2 separate regions of the Homo sapiens genome follow, and region 1 is linked to region 2. The links are chromatin contacts, found by Hi-C or POLR2A ChIA-PET in ENCODE. All regions are on one chromosome and are shown on one strand. The core of a region is the stretch at or near the end of the contact, and the rest is flanking DNA. Distances in the headings are between cores, read along the strand shown. Region 1 has its middle 47 kb from the start of PAX7. Region 2 overlaps ARHGEF10L (Rho guanine nucleotide exchange factor 10 like).

What was found. Hi-C counts contacts between places; a loop is a spot of excess contacts on that map. ChIA-PET counts read pairs that join two places held with the same protein, here RNA polymerase II (POLR2A). Pooled maps may share reads with other maps.
Region 1: a loop to region 2 is called in a map of heart right ventricle, with 9 times the contacts of the local background. The contact joins two enhancer-like sites. A Hi-C loop is called at or near these places in 26 of 168 maps with a recorded cell type or tissue (A673, CD4-positive, alpha-beta T cell, CD8-positive, alpha-beta T cell and 17 more), 11 of 37 single-sample maps with no recorded cell type and 27 of 50 pooled maps. POLR2A ChIA-PET finds 5 or more read pairs at or near these places in 1 of 52 experiments (MCF 10A).

Annotation. Positions count from the first base shown.
Region 1 is chr1:18,582,150-18,585,200 of GRCh38, reverse strand. No RefSeq gene overlaps it. Among named protein-coding and RNA genes, the nearest start is that of PAX7, 47 kb to the left of the region's middle. Within about 2 kb of position 1,645, at least 3 of the 41 ENCODE cell types and tissues checked have a DNase peak (open chromatin) inside an H3K27ac peak, as active enhancers do.
Region 2 is chr1:17,672,155-17,674,913 of GRCh38, reverse strand. The region is part of intron 26 of ARHGEF10L (Rho guanine nucleotide exchange factor 10 like); the gene reads right to left. Among named protein-coding and RNA genes, the nearest start is that of LINC02810, 44 kb to the left of the region's middle. Within about 2 kb of position 1,367, at least 5 of the 41 ENCODE cell types and tissues checked have a DNase peak (open chromatin) inside an H3K27ac peak, as active enhancers do.

The DNA.
Region 1 (3,051 bases), core at 396-2,895, 910 kb before region 2:
CAGGCGTGAGCCACTGCGCCCAGCCTCACCACACTCTTCTGAAGTGGTTGTACCATTTTTCATTCCCAGAAGAAGAGTCCTGTTTCCGTGCCAACACTTGGCATCTCACTGTGTTTGTGACTGGCATTTCTCTAATGACTAATGAGGTTGAGCATCTTTTCATGTGCTTACTTGCCATCCACATATTCTCCTTGGCGCAGCATCTGTTAAACCTTTTGCCTGTTACAGATGGAATGTCAGGCTATTTTTAGGTTCCAGCAGATGGTGCTGCAGGATCTAAGACTTCCTTCCGCGTTGATGCTGCCATTTCTCTCCCTATGGCAACAACCTTTCCACATTGCTCTTGCCACACCCCCTACCCCCAGTGGATCAGTCAGATCTACAGAAGGTTGATCTCAGTGCCTTCTGAAGATCCCTCCTAGCCTTCCATTCCAGGGCGCTATAACCTCAGCTCCCATTCTGGCCCTGACTCTCACTGTGTGATGCTGAGCAAGTTGTGTCACCCCTCTCTGAGCCTTAGCTGCTATTTGTAATACAGAGATATTGGATTGGGCCATGACTTAGGACCTTCCCAGCTTCGCCACTTACCAGCTGTGTGACCTTGGGCAAGTTACTTAACCTCTCTGTGCTTCAGTGCCCTCATTTGGACATGGGGATGATAACATGGTAGCAGCTGGCACATAGGGTTGCTGTGAAGACCTGATGAAATGATACAGGTGGAGCCCTTAGAACAGAGCCGGCACATAGTATATACTCAGTAAAACCTCGGCTCTTCTTGGACAGTCTAAGATCTATCTCTCAACTGCTCAACTACCCACCTTTGTACAAGCTGCAGTTTGTTCCGTTTTGAACTTTTGCACGGGCTTTCCTTCCTCAAATTGCTCACTCTCATACTTTCAGTCTGTCCATAATTTTCTTTGCTTTAAATGTACTGTAATGTTTGCCTCCTCCATGCAGCCAGTCATGATAAACTCCAAACCCTTGTCAAACCCTTCCTGCACATGGGCCAGACTTCATTTTCTGGGCATTGATTTGCCTTTGTCTCTTTGTGGCTTTGTTTTAATGCTGTTTTCATCTTGGTGTCACTCTTCCTTCTGAGACTGAAGCCTCCAAAAGCAGAAGCTTGGCTTCCCCCATTTGACCTGGGGATCCCTGAAGGCAGAGGCTGGGTCTCTTCCATCAGACTGGAGGCTCTTGAAGGGAAGGGGCCAGGCCAGCGTATCGCATCAAAGATTGGCCCAGAGGCTTGCAAACCCTGCTCCTGACAGCATGTGCAGAGCTTGTGCTGTACCATCACCCTGGACCCCAGGGGAGACCTGGCCAGAACCACACCCACACCCTGGCTCCGCCCCTCTCTGCAGGCCAGCTTTTGGCCAGAGTGGGTCAGCCCAGGGCTCCCAAGGCTCCCAGAGGAGCCTGGGCCATGGCTGGGAGTGGAGGCGGCTTTGACAGAGGGCCATGGAGCCAGCTATTAAATGTTTTCTGATGCCAGGAACAAATCTGTGTATTGACCTGAGGCCAGAAGAATGATGTCACTCTGAAAGAGCAATGGCTCCCCGGAGAGTGTCTAAATGGGTCAATGCATCTCTGTAAAGGCGGCTAAGTGGGTGGCCTGGGTTGCAGGGATGGGTTGAGCCAGAACCCCAGGGACCCAGCTCAGCTCACCATGGGCTGGGCAGTGCCAGGCAGGCAGCGCCTGGGCCCCTACTTCTTTGGACAGAAAAGTCTCACACCCACAGACAGCGGGAGTAGACTAAAATGGACAGCCTTGGAATCCCGTGACTGAGGCCAGATGTGGATTCACATTCCAGGGACAACCTTGGGACAGTCAGATTGGGAGCATTGTTACTGGAAAGCACATTGGAGATAGTTCCAGGCTGCTTTGCTACTTACCAGCATTGTGGCTTTGGACAAATTGCTAAACCTCTCAGAGCTTGTTTCCACATCTGTAAAGTGGGGATAACTCCAGTGTCTACTTTAAAGCGTGGATATGAGGAGCAATACATGTTAGCTATTAATACCATTATTGTGCAGCATTCTTATTTTACAGACGAGGAGACCAAGATTCAGAGAGGTGCAGTGACCTGCCCAAAGTTGCCCAGCAAGCTAGTGCTAAGACAGGCTGTGCTCCCAGATCTCCCGGTTCTAAGTCCATGGAGATGAGAGTTGGGACTCTGCTGAGAGATGGCTGAATGTAGCAGGAGAGCACAGCCACCGGGCCTGGGTGCAAATCCTGGCTCTGCCAAGCTGTGTGACTTTGGAAAAATAACTGGAAATCCCCCAAATTCGATTTTCTTGATATAAAAATGGGGTTCTTGATGGCAAAACCGCAAAGTTACAAGAGTAAAAAGGAAATAGACCCAAAGAACCTGGTCGTGCTGGGGATATGGGTGGGTGGGTTAGGCTGGAGCTGAGGCAAGGAAGGCAAAGGAAGGAGGCCACACAGGCAGAATGCCCACACTGGCCACAGGCAGGAAGCCAAGTTCGAAGGCCAGGAACTCATGGGAAGGGCTCCCTTCTGCCCTGGGGTTCTCGGAAATGCTGGTTCTTCAGCCCAGAACACTTTCCTTCCCTCTTCACCTAGTTAATGTTTTGCTCTTCCTTCAGCTCTCAGCTCAAGCACCACCTCCTTCAGGAAGCCCTCCCTGACTTCCCCATCCAGGTCAAGTCCCCTTATCGTGGGCTCATCCAGTGGTCTTTACTTCCTAATAGGAAATCAGCTTTATAATTCAATAGCATTGATGAGTCATCATTGTATATTTATTTTTGTGATTCTTTGATTAATATCTGGCACCACTACTGGGCTGCAAGTTGGGTGAGGACAGGGGTGGCGTCTGCCTCTCTCTTTCCATAAAGAAGGCTCTCAGCCTCTGTAAACTCACCCAAGGAAGAGGGAACACACTCATGAATGAGCTTGTTGCCTAAAGTGTAGTGGAGAAGCGATTTTACGTGGCACATGAATACAATTTTTGAAGGTATATACTTAGTGTTTATTGGTAGCAGGACAAAATGCGACCAGCACATCATACTTGGGATTTTGCAGACATTATT
Region 2 (2,759 bases), core at 118-2,617:
GGCGGTAAAGCTGACTGCACACCTAAGTCATGCTGTACAGCCTGTTGCTCCTAGGCCTCATACCCGTACAGCATGAGACGGTACTGAACACTGCAGGCGACTGTAACACAATGGTATTTGTGAATCTGAACATATCTAAACATAGAAAAGGTACAGTAAAATACTGTATTGTAATCGTATAGGACCATCATAATATGTGTGGTCTGTTGTTGACTGAAAGTCACTATGCAGCACGTGACTATGTTAATATAACTGACCAGTTTCCCACCCTCTCACAGGCATGCACAGGCATCAGCTCACGCTTCTCAGGGGCCCTCCCGCTAAATGCCCTCCAGAGAGCCTGGCCCACCCCGCTCTCACTCCCCTCTCTCGCTCCCCTCCTGGGTTCCTTCCTGGGCTCCTCGGATCAGTGGCAGGTGTGTCTGCCTCACAGCTGGGCACGTGTATGCGGCTGACCCGCATCCTCTCCTGTGGGTGAGACTCCCTCATTGGGGCACCTGCTCTGCAGGACCTGTGCTGTCACTGGGCTGGTGTCACCACCCACTCTATGAAGCTCGCTTCTCTCCCCAGGTACCTGGGAGGAGCCAAGATCCCGGTCTTCACCTGTGGTCAGCAGCCCCAATCAGGGCCCACTAGTCATGTAAACACCATGGACCAAGGGTCCCAGGGGTAACTGGAGCCCTGGAAGGCTCAGGGTCAGGCAGAAGGGAAGAGCTGGCGTGGGAAAAAAGGGGAGATTTTGGGGAGAAAGAAAGCAAAGGAGAGAGAGAAGCCAAGTCAATGCCTGTACTTGCACTGCAGGACAATACAGAGAGGATAAGACACTGGCCCTGCTCACAGATATTTTGCCATCTGGAGGGAGGATGGTGCGGACATACGCACCCACAAGACCCAATGGAACACGGGGCTGATGGGGCAGAGGACGGCAGACCAGGTGGGGGCTTCAGAATCAGAGGCACCCTGAGATCCTGGCTCCACCAACGAGTGTGTGGTCCCAGTCACCCTGAGCAAGTCCTGTGACCACAATGACACAACAACTGACACGTGGTGCTTCCTCCCACCAGGCACAGCCCTGGGACCTGCATGTACACGGAGCTGCTTAGTCCTGGGGCAGGTTCTATAATTATCCCCCATTTTACAGGAAGGAAACTGAGGCCATCAGTGGGAAGGCCAGCCAACCCAGCCCCTGAGCCCACACTGACCACCATCCAAGCCCACTCAGACAAGGCATGCAGGGGCAGCCGGGAATGCCTCCTGCAGAGGTTGCCTCCTGTGGACCTTCCCTGCTACCCCGCTGCCAGGCTCACAGAGGACCATTGCGTAGCGGCCACTCTGCCTGAGTGTGCATTAGGCACTAGCCTACACCCTCTGCACATGTGACCTCATTCATTCTTCCCAACCACCCAGGGAGGGAGCCTCCCTAATTACACCCAGGGCCTGACCTCCACTGCATTAAGCCCTCAGCCTAGCAGCTGACATTCAGCGGATCCATGTCCATGGCTCTATTTGTTCCTTGCCAAGTTCCAAAAGGACTGGGCAGCTGCCCCTTGGGCATCTGCCCTCCCCCTCTCCCTGCTGCCGGGCTCAGAGGGGAGGGGGATGTGGAAGAGACACACAGAGTGGAGGGGAGGCGAGGATCGGGGGCTGGCTGCTACCAGCTAAGACTGGGGGGTGGCTCACAAGGACAGGACTGCCCCTGCCGTGCCAGCTCCCCTTCCTCACCTCCCGTCCCATATGTCCTCTCCACGATGTCTGTTCATCCGCCTTCCCTGTACCGGTTCCCTTTTTCCTCCAGGTTCCCTCCTGCTCCAGGTCAGGCTTCACCAAGCCTGTTCCCTGAGCCATCAGCGACCAACTTCTTTTTAAAATCATGAAATCTTTTCATCACCTAAATCTTCTGGTTGGGGGGAATCCAAGTGCTAGACACAGGAAAGATCTGAGCTCCTCCAGGTGAGGAGAGAGGGGCCTGGAGGCCTGACCCTCAGCCATCTACTGCCCCACAAGACATGCCTTGAGATGCTCTTCACCCCCTCCAGGCCCGAGTTTGCAACCAGCCAACTTATTTCTGACCCTCCACATAAGAAGGCCCTATGGGGTCCCAAACCCACCCCTACCTCCCATGCCTCACAAACTTCCTGAAAGGGAGTCCTTCTGAACATCTAACTTCAAGCCTTCCTGATGCTGGAAAACACTCATCTTCCTTGTGAACTTGTTCTTGTCGGAGCCTCCTGGGAAGTCTCCACAATCTTTAGAAAATCCATTTCTCAAGTTTTGCTTGCCAACTTTTAATTTAAAAAACATAACAGGGTGACAACCACAATGACACACACATTAACAAAAAAAATTAAGACAAACTGCCGAGCAGAGCCGACTCCATGCAGTGATAGGACGCGAGACCCTGCATGCTCTGGCAGTGGCCCAGACACCAGGCGCTCCTCCTCGGCAGCTCCTGGGCGCTGGGAGGGCCTGGTGCATCTTTTCACCCTCACGCCAATTTGCATACCATTACCCAAGAAGCCCTGCGCCTGAATTTCTCTTTTGCAAATTCCCACCCGTTTCATGTCATAAATAAGATAGGAGACAGAAAACTAATACAGCCCAGTGATGCATTATTCATGCCGCATCACACTCGTATGATAGATTTACAACAGCTAATACATGCAAACTAAGTTTAGGCACTAAACATGAAAATTAAGGGTGGGGAAGGCGGCTGGGGCGGGGGGTGGGCAGGGGAAATCAAGGGGCTGTTGGTGTTCAGG